Linked DNA regions of Mus musculus: region 1 is linked to region 2. A link is a loop called in an ENCODE intact Hi-C map of the cell type or tissue named here. Cell type or tissue: heart. All regions are shown on one strand.

What was found. Peaks named below come from ENCODE experiments on the same cell type or tissue, not always from the same donor. Only the 100,000 strongest peaks of a DNase experiment are listed, where the experiment ranks them.
Region 1: it touches region 2 in a loop (2.1-fold over the local background); 2 of 42 quality-filtered maps call a loop at or near these places.

What each region holds. Positions count from the first base shown.
Region 1 is chr14:48,242,249-48,250,248 of GRCm38, forward strand. All of the region lies in intron 3 of Peli2 (pellino 2), which reads left to right. Among named protein-coding and RNA genes, the nearest start is that of Gm52144, 40 kb to the left of the region's middle. In heart, no CTCF peak of the experiment used is centred here; a DNase peak (open chromatin) is centred at 4,203; H3K27me3 peaks cover 4,414 bases.
Region 2 is chr14:48,354,437-48,362,436 of GRCm38, forward strand. No RefSeq gene overlaps it. Among named protein-coding and RNA genes, the nearest start is that of Tmem260, 88 kb to the right of the region's middle. In heart, a CTCF peak has its summit at 4,543 (motif pointing left); no DNase peak of the experiment used is centred here; H3K27me3 peaks cover 4,643 bases.

The DNA.
Region 1 (8,000 bases), 110 kb before region 2:
AGACGGTCAAGTTGACACACCATCAAAGAATATAGCAGCTGTTCATTTTTAAAGGACATTAAATAGCTCTTTAAAATAAGAAAATACACTGTACCTTTCCTACAAAACAAGAGGATATGTGATCTTAATTAGTGGAGGAATGTTACTTTTCTCTTGCTCGATTAGAAAAGGAATCCAAAGACTTTCGTCAAAAACACGGGAGAGCTAGGTAAGTCTGTTATGCATTATAAACCAATGTAAGCTCTGTGGGGCAGAGATGTGGAAATGGCTGGGGAAAAACTGAACTGTTCACACACTGGACTCAACTGTGATCTTCCCAAGGGACAGGTTTTCTCTCCCCAGATTATCCCAGGGATGTCCTTTCCTATGTGCAACATGACAGCGCACAAAGCTCTTGCTCCAAGCATGGCTTAAGAAATAACCAGTTGGAGCCCATGCGGGAAGTTCAGGTCCAGCAGTACACCAGAGCCCTGCGAGGCCATCGTGCCGAGCAAGGGAAAGCTCTGAATACAGACTCGGAGCTCAAAACAGAGACTGGTGGAGCGAATACCAAGGCCACTGTGGATAGCGAGTCCTACTCTTAGTATTAGAGTTAGTTAGGATTGCTTAGTGTGAAGTGTCAAACAATTAAGTCATGGTATTAAATACAGGCAGTTATGCTAAATATTGCATTAATATTAATATCGTTTTGTTAAAATGGTGCTATTGAATGACTGAAACAATTCTTAGGTACACTAAAAATCTCTAAAAGGATACACAAACATTGTACAGTAGGCAGCCAGCTTTGGGAAGGAAGGAGTAAGAGGTGGTGTGCAGATTTGGAGACCACGTGAAGCTAAACAGTTCTAGACAGCTGCACACTAAATGACAGATATAACCATATACAGGCTTAGTTATTCAAATGCCAGTTCAGACCCAGAAGCAAGGTCTCTGTTATTTATATACACAGTATTAGCAGCAGCTCCACTCTCTGTGCCATTCTGTGCACCACCTAAATGGCTCTTGTTGTGCCAAGGACGGGCACATAAGTTCTGTCATATTGTTATGGAACTTTATAATGATGTTTATTGCTTGGGGAAAGTGCCCATTTTCAGTTGCAAAGCCTTTTTACTACACGTGGGCTGGAAGCATCCTCAGCCATAACTCAGAGGGTCGTGACTGTTTGACAGCTGCCCCTCATATGTTCCCAACCTTAAATCAACAGTTTGCTGTCTGTCTGTCCCACGGGGAGTGCCCAGGCAGGTGCCACACCCGAGTGTAAGATGGTGCACTCCTTTAAGGAGCATCTTGAGTAATTCTCTACAGCCATGCAGCATCCTTTGATGAAGAGTACAGTCTTCTTCATGCCCTCTCCTTCTCAGAGTGAATTAAAGATACAATTGGGTGTTTTTGTCAGCTAACTTCTGAGTGTTTCATTTTGTCATAGTAATATAAGTATTCAAGATCTAATAAAATGGATAGTTTTTCACCTGTAAATATGTAGCAATGTGGAGGCACGGTGTAGACTCACTTTGAAGCACCACGGTGCTTGTCATTAGTACTTGATCCTCCCTCTCCACAGAGGTCATCACAGTGTGATGGAAGTGCCATCTTGACACCTTTATTTTATTATGGAAGAAATTTGGGCTTTCAGACTCAGACTCCTTGACAGGACATAGCCTTGAGAGCCTTCTGGAGACCAGGGTTCGTGCTTTTTCAAAAGGCTGACTTGTAGGGTAAGGAGATGGTTGGTTGGCAAAGTGCCTACTGTACAAGCATGTGGACCTGAATTTGGTCTCCAACACCCACATAAAAGCCAAGTTTGGTAGAGAACTATAACCCTGGCTTTGAGGGGCCGGAGATGGGCAGATCCAAGAGCTCCTTGGCCAGCTAGTCTTACCAAGTTGGTAGGGCTCCCAGAAGCTACAAGGTTAGAGAGAACCAACTCAGGCAAGTTGTCCTCTGACCTCCACACAATGCCTTACATGCCCGCCCCTCGCTCATTACTCCTCTGCCCCACATACACACGCTCACACATGTACATGTGCACATGCACACACACATGCGCGCACACATTCATGCACTCACAAACACTCATGCATTTATGTGTGCGCACCCACCCCTTCACACACACACATGCACACACTGGCAAAGAAAATCAAGGGTAAATCATGGTGACAGTCACAGGGAAAGACATGGCATTGACGTCTAGCCTCTGTGCACACACACAAACATGCATTCATACAACCTCTTTGCATACACAAACAGAAAAAGGAAAAATACTGATTTTTTTCATAGCCTCTAAATTTTTAACCTGAAAACTCTAAATTTTTGAAGGAAAAAGCAACTTAACTGAGGTCAGAGGTGACTGTGTCAGAAGTAAGCTTCGGGTCTTTGTTTTCCACACAGCACCAATGCTACCTCCTTATAGAGAGAGGCAAGACAAATAAGACTGTAAGTGTCTTAAGAAAACACGACACTGGTGGGTTTTCCTAAAATAATCTGGTGTTTGTTCTTTTGTTTGTTTGTTTTTTTAATGTGTCTCTGTGTGACAATGTATCCCATCTGTATGCAGGTGTCTGCCAAGGCCAGGAGAGGGTGTAGATGTGGAACTGCAGTTACAGAGGTTGGGAGCTGTCATCTGTGGATGCCAGGAACCAAATTTAAGTTCTCTGGAAGAACAGCTCTAAACTGCTATTTCTCCAGCCCTGTAATATCTACCACCTACTGACTACTGAACAGCGTTGTGTTCCGAGTTCAGTTTTGGTTTGGTTTGGTTTGTTTGTTTGTTTGTTTGAACAGGGTCTCTATGTACACAAGGCAGGATGTGAACTCACAACCATCCACCTCTGCCTGCCTTCTGGGTGCTGGGATAAAGGCAGACGACACTGCCCGGCTTTACCTCCCTTTAACAAGCGGGTATGTACAAAGTCGCAAACAGTCCAGCAGCTGTCCTAGGACGGGCCTCAGCATGGGCTGCGTTCTGCAGACCTCCCCATTAGCTTGATGTCAGGGTCGCGTGGGTGCCGTGGAGTGTCAGCGTGAACAGTCAGGGTTAGGTGTGGATTTAGGGATTTAGAGATTGGTAGAGTTTGAATTCATAGAAGCAAGCAAGATCTTAGTTGTTGCTTTCTAGGTTTGGAATAAATGAAGAAAGGAAATAACCTCTCAACAAGAAAGTAAAAACAAAAAGCCGGGCGGTGGTGGCGCACGCCTTTAATCCCAGCACTTGGGAGGCAGAGGCAGGTGGATTTCTGAATTCGAGGCCAGCCTGGTCTACAAAGTGAGTTCCAGGACAGCCAGGGCTACACCGAGAAACCCTGTCTCGAAAAAAAAATAAAGAAAGAAAGAAAGGAAGGAAGGAAGGAAGGAAGGAAGGAAGGAAGGAAGGAAGGAAGGAAGGAAGGAAGGAAGGAAGAAAGAAAGAAAGAAAGAAAGAAAGAAAGAAAGAAAGAAAGAAAGAAAGAAAGAAAGAAAGAAAGAAAGAAAGAAAGAAAGACCTGAGTGAGTCAGAGGAGACGTGGGTGCCTTACACTGTCACTCAGAGGAGACAGAGGACCAGGTGTGCTCTGCTTATGAGGCCAGGAGACTGGCTTAACTTACATACTTCATTATAGTTCTAGACAGTAGCATTTCATTAACATTGATTAGTAATACCTCCATTTTAAGCTATTCCTTTTGGAACTTGTCCTGTACACACACATACACAGCATCAATTTATGGTTGAGAAGTACTAAGACCATCAGACCATCAAAGGTATGTGTTTTGAGCTAGATGAACAAAGTAGAGTGCCTGTCTACAGTAATGATGACTGGAGCCAAGAAGGGAGAATGGAAGTCCACGGGAAGACTCACAGACAGTTCTTGGGTTTGATTTTTAGATTGAACAAATTGTATGGCAGCCATTGCCATCCAGAGAGGGGCTGCTGGCTCAAAGTTTTTGTTCATAGCTCGAGTCACACCAGGGATGCTCAGGAAGCCTAGGATAGGGTGGATCTGCTAGTTGGTGGCTCCCAGAAGAGCCAGATTGGAGCTAGTGAAGGCGATGTGATGGGAGAGAAGAGAGGGGGAAGAGCTGAAAGTGTTTGCAGGATAAATACCAGGGGCAGATGTGTTCAGGCTTGCAGCCTGCGGTTAGCAGTGTACACACACACACACACACACACACACACACAGAAGGGAGAGGGCCAGGCAGCCAGCTGGCCTGGGCTGAGAAGGGAAGTTGATCAGGTGACTGTGGTTTTCCACGGTGCATTACTGGTGGGTGAGAGCTGGTGACACAGGCAGACAGGAGCAAGTCAGGCATCCAGTGGGGGTCTGTGCCCACTGTGCTGGCAGCAGGATGCCTGGTGGCAGGAGAAAGTTCCAGGAGCAGCTATGGAAACCTTCATAGCAGCTCAGCATGGCTGAGACGGTCTAAGCCAAGGGTCATTTTTCTAATACTCATTTTTATTCTATTTTTTAAAGGTTATCAGTGACAGGCTCGAATTTTTAACAGAAACCAGAACAGATCTGTGCCTTTAACAGCAGCTCAAGGAACTCCAGAGTGTGTTTGATGAGTGCATGATCCAAGACGAAGGAGTGAGTGAGGATTCAGGGGAGACAATCAGAGCAGAGCCACGAGAAAGGACTCCCTCGGCATCAAAGGCACATCTAAGAGAGGGCTCCTAGATTGAAACAACCATGATTTTTCTGTGTCGGAGGGTGGGGGGGGGAAGGTGAGAAAATAAATGTATAGACTGAGGGAGAGGAGAAATGAGACCGGCCTCTGTACCAGTGCAGCCCCGGCTTCTTGGGCCCCTTCAACAAATACGCTTTGATTATATATAAAACTTCAAGTATGGCGAGTGAAGCTCTCGCTACAGCCATTCTCCGAGTGCCTGCCAGCATTCTATGAATAGTAGATGAATTCAGAGACATCTTGGCTTGGGTACCACTCAACTGTCAGATGAAATTTAGAGGCTTCTCAGCTTGTCTACACAACTGCCTGTAAGAGAAGGGGGAAGCTGATCCAACAGAAGAAATGACGGACGGCAGGTTTCCCATACCAACCAGGCGTTCAGTAAGAAAGTGGCTGAAATTTCTTTGCTGGCAAAAGCAATATGAGGCTTGTGTCTTAAAGGAGAAAAATCACACTAGTACCCCAGGGATAAGGTGCAGTCGGAGGAGAGGCGATAAATCATAACCTGGCCAGCCAGATAAGAGCAGGCTTAAAATCAGCTTAAAGTAACCGATCCTAGCAGGATCTTTCGGTGGAAATAGAATTTCGGGTCTTTGAAGTCAGTTTAAGTTGAATCATGAGACATGAATTTAGTGACTAGGGGAGAAACTCACAATGTTGCTCTCCTGGAGGGAAGTAATGGCTGTGGACATAAAGGGCCGGGGCTGAGAAGTGGGCCTCAGTCCCACATCCCTTGCCTACCCGTTTAAGATCAGTGTGTGGCATTTTAGATGTGCAGTAGCGTTTAGCTTACAAATGAGTGTGTAAAGTCCCGCCTCTCCAAGACTGGTGGACATGAGGACCCAGAGTGTATGAAGTCCCCCTCTCTTCTTTGAGACTGATAGACATGAGGACCCAGGCTTCGGGTTTTGTGACGTGGCCAGGAAAAGAGTAGGGCTTCTCATTTATTTCACCTCTAGACATCTTTATGACTAAAAGTTCGGGATGAGGTATGATGCTGAGTTTGAAGAAATCGTATTCTCTCCTTTTTATGTTTCTATATTTGTTTAATATTTGAAACATTTGTTGACCTTTCTTTTAAAAAATAAAACTTAAAGAAAGGTGAAGAAGAAAAGAAAGGTAGAGCTTGCCTCCACAAGACCTACACAAGGTCAAACTAGTCAGTCATTCGTGCGTGGGTGTGGGAGTGGCTCACGGGGCACGCCCCCCCCCTCACTGAGGAGCAGTTGACGGCTGCAGCTCCTGGGGAAGGTAGGGTTGGTGTTCTTTGAGGTTGGTGACTCCGGTAGGTGGACTATGCCTTACGCCAATGCACATGTGGACATCAGTAACTGGACTCCAGCTTAAGGAAAAAATAGGACAGGAAGTTGGGATTGGGGGCAGGGATATGGAGAGGAACCCAGGAGGGGCTGGAGTGATGAATAGGGAGAAGATATAATCAAACCACATTATAGATGTACACAAAAATTCTAAAATAACAAATGCGAAATACCGTAGTTTTAAAAGAAAAGGAGCCACGCTTTCATTCTGTGCTTTTGTATGTTTTTATTTTGAACTGTGCATATATAAAACTATAAAACTTATTTTTAAATTTGTTAGTAAGTAGTTTCAAGTTTAAGGACAACAACAATAAGACTCACCGCTCTGTCCGTCACTAGAGCTAAGTTATTCACCAGTGTTGAAAACAAAGCAGCAGAGGGAAGGTTACACAACCCTAGAAGGATGAATTAGATGGTACGGTTTTATGGTATCGCTAATAGAAAATTTTATTAAGCAAGTTGTAAGTTTTCTAAGCCTGAAATGCATACCACTAAGCAGTACATATCTGCTCAAGTTGATGAGTTTCAGTGAAACCAGTAACCTCACTTATGCCTGGCACATGTCATTAGAACAGCGAATGAAAGGCCATGTAAAAGCAAGAGAAAATAGATGTCTGGTGGATTTACGGGGGTAGTAGTCCATGCGTGAGCACATACAGAACACATTTACAAAGGAACTTAGGGACACTCCTGGGAAGCATGCGGAGCTAGGTGACATAAGATCTCTTCTTTTTACTTTATCCATTTGGATTTTCTTTTAAAAAAAAAATCATGTATTTTACATTGCTTATCTTCCAGGCGCAGAATTCACGATCTGAATACAAACACCTTGGAAATTGATTTTCATGGCCTTATGTGCATCCGTGTCAGGGCCCATGTGTTCCTCCCACACACAGCTTCTCAGCCAGTCTGTTTTCAGGCGAGGACCTTAGTGGTGTATTTAGTGAGGAATTCTTCATCTTCATGTAAATGGTTTTGATTGAAGGCCATGTTTGTCAGTGCCTCCAGGCAGACACACAGGGAACACCAGTACATAAATGTTTAATGTCCCGTCCTGAGGATTCTCCAACTCATAAGCAAATGTGTCTTCTAGTTCGCAGCGGAAAGCAGGACCTGTTTTAGTGGGATCTACTGAACAGGAAGGGCTGTTAGAACTCTTAAGATTCTTATGAAATACAATCTCTTGGCAGTTTTGACATCTTACCAAGGAAAGGAAGACCCTGTAATACTGGTGGCAACTTTTAGACTTGCTCCAGAGAGGCTTCTTTTTCATCCATACATGAAGTACTAAGGACAGCTGTTTACATTTTCCTTCACTCATATGCTGAGCTTTGGACTAACTAGGATAAGCCCCTGTCCCCTGTTCTTAGGGTGACTGAGCAGTGGCAGCCAGCTCTGTCCCTCTGTCTCAGGGTAAGAGCTTTGTGCAGTGCTGGGCATGAGTCATGGGCTCTGACTCAGGGAGCCCAGCAAGCAGAGAGTTCCTTTGATTTAAAGGTTTGATTCCTTCAAAAATAGCAAACAAGAATGATTTGCTGTAAAAATAATTTTCGAGTGGATCCGAGATAGCAAATCCAACATCATTTTTCAAGAATAAAAAACTGAGGTTTCTCATGATATTTAAAATTGGTAGACTAACTGACATAAAGTTGCAGAAAACAAAATTAATAAGACCAAGGAATCTAGTCTGTAGCATTATAGCTACAGTGTTGTGCATTTGTGTGCACCCATCTCGGGCTGAAGAGATCGCTCGATTGGTAAACTGCTCGCCTCTCAAGCATGAGGACCTAAGTTCAAGTCCCAGAACCCACAAAAAATGCCAAGGGCGGTGATGTGTGCTAGTAATCTCGGTGCCAGGGAGGAGGAAACAGGAGGCTCGCTCTAGCTGGCTAAGCAGCCCACCCAGCCTGACTGGTGAAGAGCAGCAATGAGAGACTGTCCCAGGAGGTAGGCGGATCTTTGAAGATGACAGCTAAGGTTGTCTTCTGGCCTCTCTGTGCATGTTGGTCTGCACATAGACAC
Region 2 (8,000 bases):
TCTTTTCTATCACCTCTGATTGATTAATAATGAGCTGATTCAGCCTATAGCTGAGCAGAAGGGAATAGGGCAAGACTTACAATCCTAGTCAGGGGGTCCCAAGCAAAAGGAGAGAGGCAGAAAGGAGGAAGAGAGAGAAGGAAGGACCAGGAAGATTCTCCATGAGCCGATGGTCAGAAGAGTCTCCATGAGGACACACATGGAACAGAGCAAGCCGGGGCAAGACTCCTATTGCAGGGGAAGGGCCATGTGGCTGGCAAGGAGGCAGCCATAGAGGGTTAGAATAGATGAGTGCCTTCCCAGAACCGTGCCTGAAGCTTGTTAATACATTTATTAGGTCTCTGTGTCATTTATTCAGGAGCTAACACAGGCTAGAGCAGGCATGGAAATGTCCTGTCATTACTTGGGAGCAAAAAGGGTAAAGAAAACCCCCAGAATTACAGTTCTACCATCTCACTGGCCCACATTAACAAATTTTGTGTGCAACTTGGTAATTTTAACTCCAATGTTGTTTATTTCAGTGATTACCAATACAGCTGTTTCTGCCATGCTCCTCCACAGTTTAACCACCTACTGGACTTCCATTAATAAGACAAGAATGTGCCTTCTTTGGTTTTGTTTGACCCTTGTGTTTTGTATGCATTACCACTGTCAGTGCAGGTATGCAAACATATGTCTGAGCATGCCAGAGATCTCCCTGCCTCAGGGATGCTGGCATTAAGGCATGAGCTACCATGACCGGCCCCATATTTTTCATCTAAGAAAAGAAATCCCAGTATCTTTACATTACGTAAATATACTTTTAAGTACTAAAGAACTCAATCAGAGCACTCTGTGTGAACTAAAATAGCAAACTGGGTTTCATGAATATGAATAATTAACATGCGTTAATAACAGAATATAGAATGACATTGGCCATGGAAGGAAGATTGAATCCACCAGAGTCCCTCCAACTACTGCCTCACAAGACAAATATCTGTTGTCTTGTGGTTTGGGGAAGTTGGCTCTAAGAAAGAGTTCCTGATCCCCAATATAAGGCAAAGACCAGGGCCTCTTCAACCCAAGAACTCTCCTGGTAGGTTTGTTCCATGGCACACAAACCTCAGCATCAGGTATCTTGAAAGTAGGGCTAGAGCAAATGAGATATTAATCTGTGGTGGGATTTCATTTGCACAAAGCTGTAGTCAGCACAGTTCAGACACATTGTGAGGCCCTGGGAACTTGTTTGTGCTTGTGTGCAATGGCTATTTTGGCTGTTGTGGGGCTGCCTGAGGGATAACTTCCAATGTAGGGAAGGGTTTTGCCACTTGGGGACTGGGCCATGGTAAGCAGCAGAAAGCCAGGCATCTCACGGTCCTGGGGAATACTGAACCTTGTAGCGACTCCAAGAGGCAAGGCTTTCCTGTGCCTGACTGGAAGACCCTTTGCTTCCCCTTGCCTGTGAAACAAGGGTGAGAGGATTTAGTGGAAATCTTTTCATTTCCGCTATTTGGTCTGGAATCCATTAACTTGGGTGGTCCTAAGTCTATTTTGTTAAAGTTTTCTGTTTATCCTTGCATCGCTAATAGATTTTTTTGGGAAGTTTTTTGTTTTCTTTTCTTATTTTTGGTTAGGATAGGGCGTTCACAGCAAGACAGATTGAAGCCATTCATGCAGCTTTTAGTTTTTTGGTTTTGTTTTTGTTTTTTTTTTTCAGAATAAATGTTTGCCTCTATAAAGCGTCCAGATTTATAAATTGAGTGATTCAGTTTTAATAAAACTAATTTCAAAATTCCTTTTGCCGTCTGGGTATCTGACACTGTTGGTCTTCTAAGACTCCTTTAGATCCTTGGTCTTATAGGAACTTGGTAAACTCCTGTATGTCTGTAAAGGACCTTTATGTCTATAAAGGACCCCACACCTGCCACCCTCCCTGATATTTAATGATAGTGCTGCAATCCTGGAAAGTTCCAGAAGTCCTCCCTCTGTCAGAACAGGACAGCCTGGGAGTTCAGAGTCTGTCTCAGGTTTCCTAACAGCCCAATGTTTTCCTTCACATCGACCAATAAAATCTCCATTAATTCATCTTTCAGATTAACCAGAGCTGCTGTCTCTGGTTGGGTTCTGGAGACTACAACAGGACTCTCTTCTACGGAGAACCAAAGATGCCCATGTTTAAGTAGGAACTAAGTGGGTGGGTGATGGGAAAGACGTGCTGACCGTCTCCCAGAACTCCGCTATGTGGTTGGAATATAAAACACCTCTCATTGACTCAGGTGTTTGAACATTTGATAAATTCCAGCTGGTAGTGCTGTTTGAGAAGGCCATGGGGCTTTAGAAGGTAGAATTATAGTGGCAGAACTATGTTGTTGGTCAACTTACAGGTTGTTTTAGACTACCCCGCTTGCTATTCCCTGTCTCGTCCTGGATGTGGAAATGTGAGGAGCCAGCTTCCTGCTCCAACTACTGTGCCTTCCCTGACTATGCCTACACCTCTTCTCCATGATGGATTCTAGCCCCTGGGACTCCGAGCTAAAATTAACCCTTTCATCCCTGAGTTGCTTTTGTCAGAGGTTTTATCACAGGGCCAGAAAAGAAACGAAGACAAGGAGGAGTGGCCGTCCTGCTTCTGGAGAGATCCACTGGTTACTTTCAGAGTTGTCTTCCTCCTCTCCTCAGCCTCAGCTTCTGTCTTTCGAGTAGGTCTGTCCTTCATCTGTGCTAAGTGTGAGAGCTCCTTGGGGCTTGGCTTCGGTTCCTCTCCTATGGCTTTCTGCAAACAGCCAAAAGGTCGTCAACTCCTGGACCATCATCTCCGGACCTTCTTTGCTCCGCTCCTTCCATCTGGCTGTGCATACGACGTCTCAATTTCTCATCTATCTACAAGACCTAAATTCACTTTCCTCCGGGACTTCCTATCAAAGTCAGAATCTGTAAGTCACACCAGGGATTCCCCGTCCCTCGTACTCTACAGGCTGCCTGCGCATCTCTGAGTAGTCATCTGGTGACTTTGTCACTTCTTACCCTCTGTCACCGCTCACAATCCACACTGCAGTCATTTCTCATCCAGACTCGAAACAGCTTTTCGCTTGCTCTCAGGTCCACTCTTATTCCCCTCTCTCGTTACCCCATTGGCTCCCAAGCACCCACCTGACTGAGTTGAGCATCACGGGAAAGCATTAGCTTTCTTCCTTGGGCTGCAGCCACTCTGCTGGCTCTTACTTCCCTGCAACAAGCCATGTTCCAGGCCTCTGCACCCCAGCCTATCACAGTCGTCTCCCCTTTTCTCCTTGCGCCTGCAGACCTCCTGCCCAGTACACAAGTGCACACAAGCTCAGGTTACCATCCATTTATCCTGCATAGCTTGTCTCAAATATCCTCTCCTCTCACCCATTTCCTGTTCCTGGGCTAATCGCTCACACAAGATCATATTCTGGATATGTGTAGCTCAAGTTTAGAATTATAGGCGATCCTCCACATGCATGGGGTCTCTTAATTCACAGAATAAATCATCCACAATTAAAATGTTTGGAATGTTTTTCAGCTATACTCAATGTGTGTGGATTTTTGTCTTTTCACTGTTACATAATACAGTAGAGTTATTTATGCATCTCATTAGATATATGATCAGTATCTGAGGATGACTGAAAATACACAGTATAGCCTGTACCAGCTATGTTCAAATGTGCTTCCATTCTATATAAGACCTGAGAATCTATGGATCATGGAATCTTTAGAAAGTAATGGATTCCTAACCCCTTATGAGTTCCAAGGGGCACCTGTATATACCTTCATTCAGTTAGTGGTCCTTATTGAAGTATCTGCTTTATGCCAGACACTTTCTAGACACTCGAGAACTGCTCAACCAATAGAAAAGTAAACAGGTATATTTTTACCTAATTGTTTAGATCTACTTATTTTTACTTTGTGTGCATGAGTGTTTTGCCTGTATTTATGCATATGCACCATTTGTATGCCTGGAACCCACAGAAGTCAGAAGACCACATCAGATCCCCTGGAAGATGGTGGTTGTGAGCCACTATGTAGTGCTGGGTCCTCTGGAACAGGAGCCAGTGTTCTTAACCACTGGGCAATCTCTCTAGCCCAAACTTGAATATTTTTAAATATTTCAGAAACAGAAAGTTTTAAATTACTATTAACGATATTCTTTTAATTGTTACAAGTTAATTTCCATGCTTTCCACCTCCATTCCATCCATACACTGGACTCTATACTTAATGGGAACTAGGACTATGTCTGTTTTTGCTGACAAGCACTGTCAGCCATCATTGATAGGATCTGTCAGGGACTCAACACCTGGGAAATTAATGAACACTCAGATCTGTACACCGGCAAATGAATGAATGAATAATTTTTACACTTGAACCGGTTTAAAGTGAACTGTGATACTTTTAATACTTCCAATATTGTGATAAATGATCTGGGTGGAAAGTGCATATGCAGTCCTCAGGGATACCTTTCCCTTCTCCATTAACCTTTAGCTGTCAGCAGCTCTTCCCGCTGCCCTGCATCTCAAGAAGCAGTTGAACATTGCTGCCATCTTTTGACCAAAGACAGTGCCACAGGTACTAAAAGCCACGGCTAGAATATGGGATTCTCACGGCTGCCTCGGAGTGCTACGAAAATCTCACCACTGAGGTCAATCCTTGCCTAAAACCCCAAAAAGATGCTGCCCGCTCGGAGGCAAACAGTGCCCGTGCTCCGTGCCTGGCTCTTCTCTTCACTTGTTGGTTTGTGGGGTTATCGGCCTAGCCCTCTACGTCTGCATCCCAATGCCATGGTATATAGCCTCGAATGTGTGAACAACTGTGTTCTAGCAGAATATCTGGAGTATGGTCACTCAGAAGATCCTGGATGCTGTTGCAACAAACTCCCTTCTCCAAAAAAAACCACGCATCCTGCTCAGTGGTGAGTTTAAGGAATCCACCATGCACCAGCGCAAGATGTCTGCCCTGCCCTCCTTCCTACTTGCATTCTCTCCTCTTTTTCTTTTCTAGCTCCTTCCTTAGCTACCTTTCTTACTCTCAGCCCCATTCTCTGCCCTCTTGCCTGCGCTCTCCCCTTCCTTTAAAGTCTACCCAAACTACTTTGGAGGGGGTGCTGCCAGAATCCTGTCCAATAAAAGTATAAACCTCTGGTTGCAAAGAAACCAGAATTTACATTTGGGATCTCCCACCACACCCGGTAAATGTATTAAAGGCCCTTCTGAAATAAAATATTGGGAGAGTCTTTGTACGTAGTCTGTGTAACTATGTTAAGAAAATTACGACAGATTCTCAGAGGGCTAAAATATTGATTTGGGATGAGATGGTTCGGTGGGTAAAGACACTTGTTGCCAAACCTGAAGGCCAAGATTAGATCCTTGGAACCTACATGGTAGAAGGAAAAAACTGGTTCCTGCAAGTTGTGCTCTGACTCCTACACAAATGGCACATGTGTATACATGCATCCACTCCCACACATACACAGAGATGCACATGCATGGTAAATGTTAAAAAATAATTATTTTTAAATAAATATTTGAAAATTATATTCCTTTACACAAAGGAAACTTGCAAATTTGAAAATCTACCTGTGTTACCAGGGAGTCTTTGCATATTTCGGAATAAAAGACTGTAACTTCCCAGCATCCCAAGAAATTTGACATCTTCCAACAACCATAGAGATGAGACACATTGAAATGGTCTCGTGAGGATAGTCTAGGTCTAAAGATCATATGGGCAGGCAAGTGATGTGTAGACCTGTTAAAGCCATAACTAATCCTTACCTTCTCCGAGAGATGTTTCTAGCAGAGCCTGTTTTCAGAGAAGTGAAAGTATTGGATAATCTAAGAAAACAAAGCTGTAGAGATAAGAGGTTTGTCACTTTCTGGTCAAAACAAGAAATCCATTTGTAGCCATGGTGACCATCTTGTCCCATGTATGGGCCTGTGTGTTGACAAATATCTCCTCTCTTGAAGGAGAATTTTCTCTCAATTAGGCAGGTTGTCATTTCTCTGACATAGATCGAACGATTCTAATTGTCCAAATTTAAATTTTACTTTTGAACTTATGATTCTGTTAGTCATGTTCAAGGGAAAAAAATCATGTTTTAAGCAGCAAGCTTCCATCGTGACGAAGAAAACAAAACAAAGCATCAATTTCTCTGATTTTATATTCAGAAGCTACACCAATGTAGTCTCATTTACTGAAAATACTGCCCTTCGGAGCCTTCACGGAGGCATTTGGAAAACTCAGCTGGTGCCTTCGCCGCTTCCTGTGGGTGGCATAGTTCACCAGAGATAGGGCAGCTTTGTGCAAAGGTTTATTCAATCTGGGCCAAATAGCGCTCAAAGTACCGAGCAGCACACACCCTCTGTAGTTCTCCTGCCCACTTCATGAAACAAGACACCCACCAGCAATTTTCTGTGCTGACAGACTGGGGACAAAACCCCTGAGCAGAGGAGAAATGGAAACCTGGCCGGCTTAGGCTGGTCACTTGGGAGACTAACGTTGGACACGGAGCACCTGCCTGATATCACCTAGCTATTTCAAAATCTTTCCACGGTGTGCTGTTCACATGGGACTCTGTGTGGAAGACAATGGCCCATTCTTTTCTCTCAAGTTTAGCTTTCCAGGAGGCCCCCTCTCTGGAGAGCGCTGGGTCCTTGTGGTGCCTGGGGTTCGAGAAATGGGAACTCACTGCTGAAGGCTCCTGTGTCTCAGATGGAGAACAATGGTTCTTGGGCCGGAATGCCTGGCAAACGTCTGTGTCTCTTTACTTTGTGAAGCATCTGGTGTCTCTTTATCTATCACATAGGTTCCACCTGCTGACCCAGTTAGACTCCCAGCAGCCCACTGAAGGAGAAACTACTGAGGTCACAATCCCACTGCTAGAGATGGTGATGTAGTCTCTTGGATTTGGCTTCTTCTGAGTCAGGGTTGTTAATCCTCCTTGGGTGATTTTTAACATGCAGCCAGGATGAAGAACTTCTGTGTCAGCACAAGGAGACATTAATGGATTAGGGAAGGTGATTTATTGATGTGAAATATTAAAACAAGTTGAAGAGCTATGGGATGTCTACTGAATTTTATCAGGTGCTTGAAACATTTTGGAATAACTTTATTTACATTAAAAACGATTTTGTGAGAGAGGCTGAAGACATACAGAGGCTCACCTGCCCCCTTTCGATGCAGTGCAAGGAGGGGAAGATGTCCAGAGACACCCCCACTATACCACAATAGCGCACGGGTGGGCTGTAGACATCTAGAGGCCCACTTGCCTCCGCAAGTGGGTAGAGGAGATCATCCAGTGGTCCACCAGCCACGTGGCCCGCCCTCAGTGGGAGCCACGGCAATTTGTAAGGATGTGATGGACAGACAGGAGAGAAAGAAAAGCTGAACAGCTTGAACGTAATGAAGAGAAATGGAACTGGAGACACAAGGATGGAAAGGAGTAGCTCCTTGTGAGTAGCCGGCCCAACACGTGAGGCCATGGTGAATTCCAGCCCGTGCTGCTACTCAGGGCCATGTATGAGTCCGTGACCATGTAGCAGCAGGGGTCAGGTATCAATGTTTGTGGCTCTTATTGCCACTAGTGACCATAGGGATGCCCTGGCCTGGACAGCTGACTGGGGTTACATAAATGTCCAAGGGCTGTGTAGAACTGGCCCTGCCCCTCACTGACTATGGCACACTGGAGAGCTGGCCCCACCTCTCACCAGCGGCAACACTGGGAGAGTGGACCCTGTGTCTCACCTGGGCCACAGAGAGGAGCTGGCCCTGGTTGTTTGAGGGTGGACGAGCCAGCCCAATGGGGGAGGGGGAGGGGGAGGAGGGAGGGGGAATAGAAACCCACCACTCACCTATTGCAGCACTTGGGAGAGTGGGCCCTGTATCTCAACTGGGTAGCACTGACTCTGGCAGTGCGAGTGTGGGGGTGAGCATGCCTAAGGGCAGGAGAACCGACCTTGCCTCCTGCCGGAGGCGGCATTGAGCGGGCTAGCCTGAGCAATGCTGTAG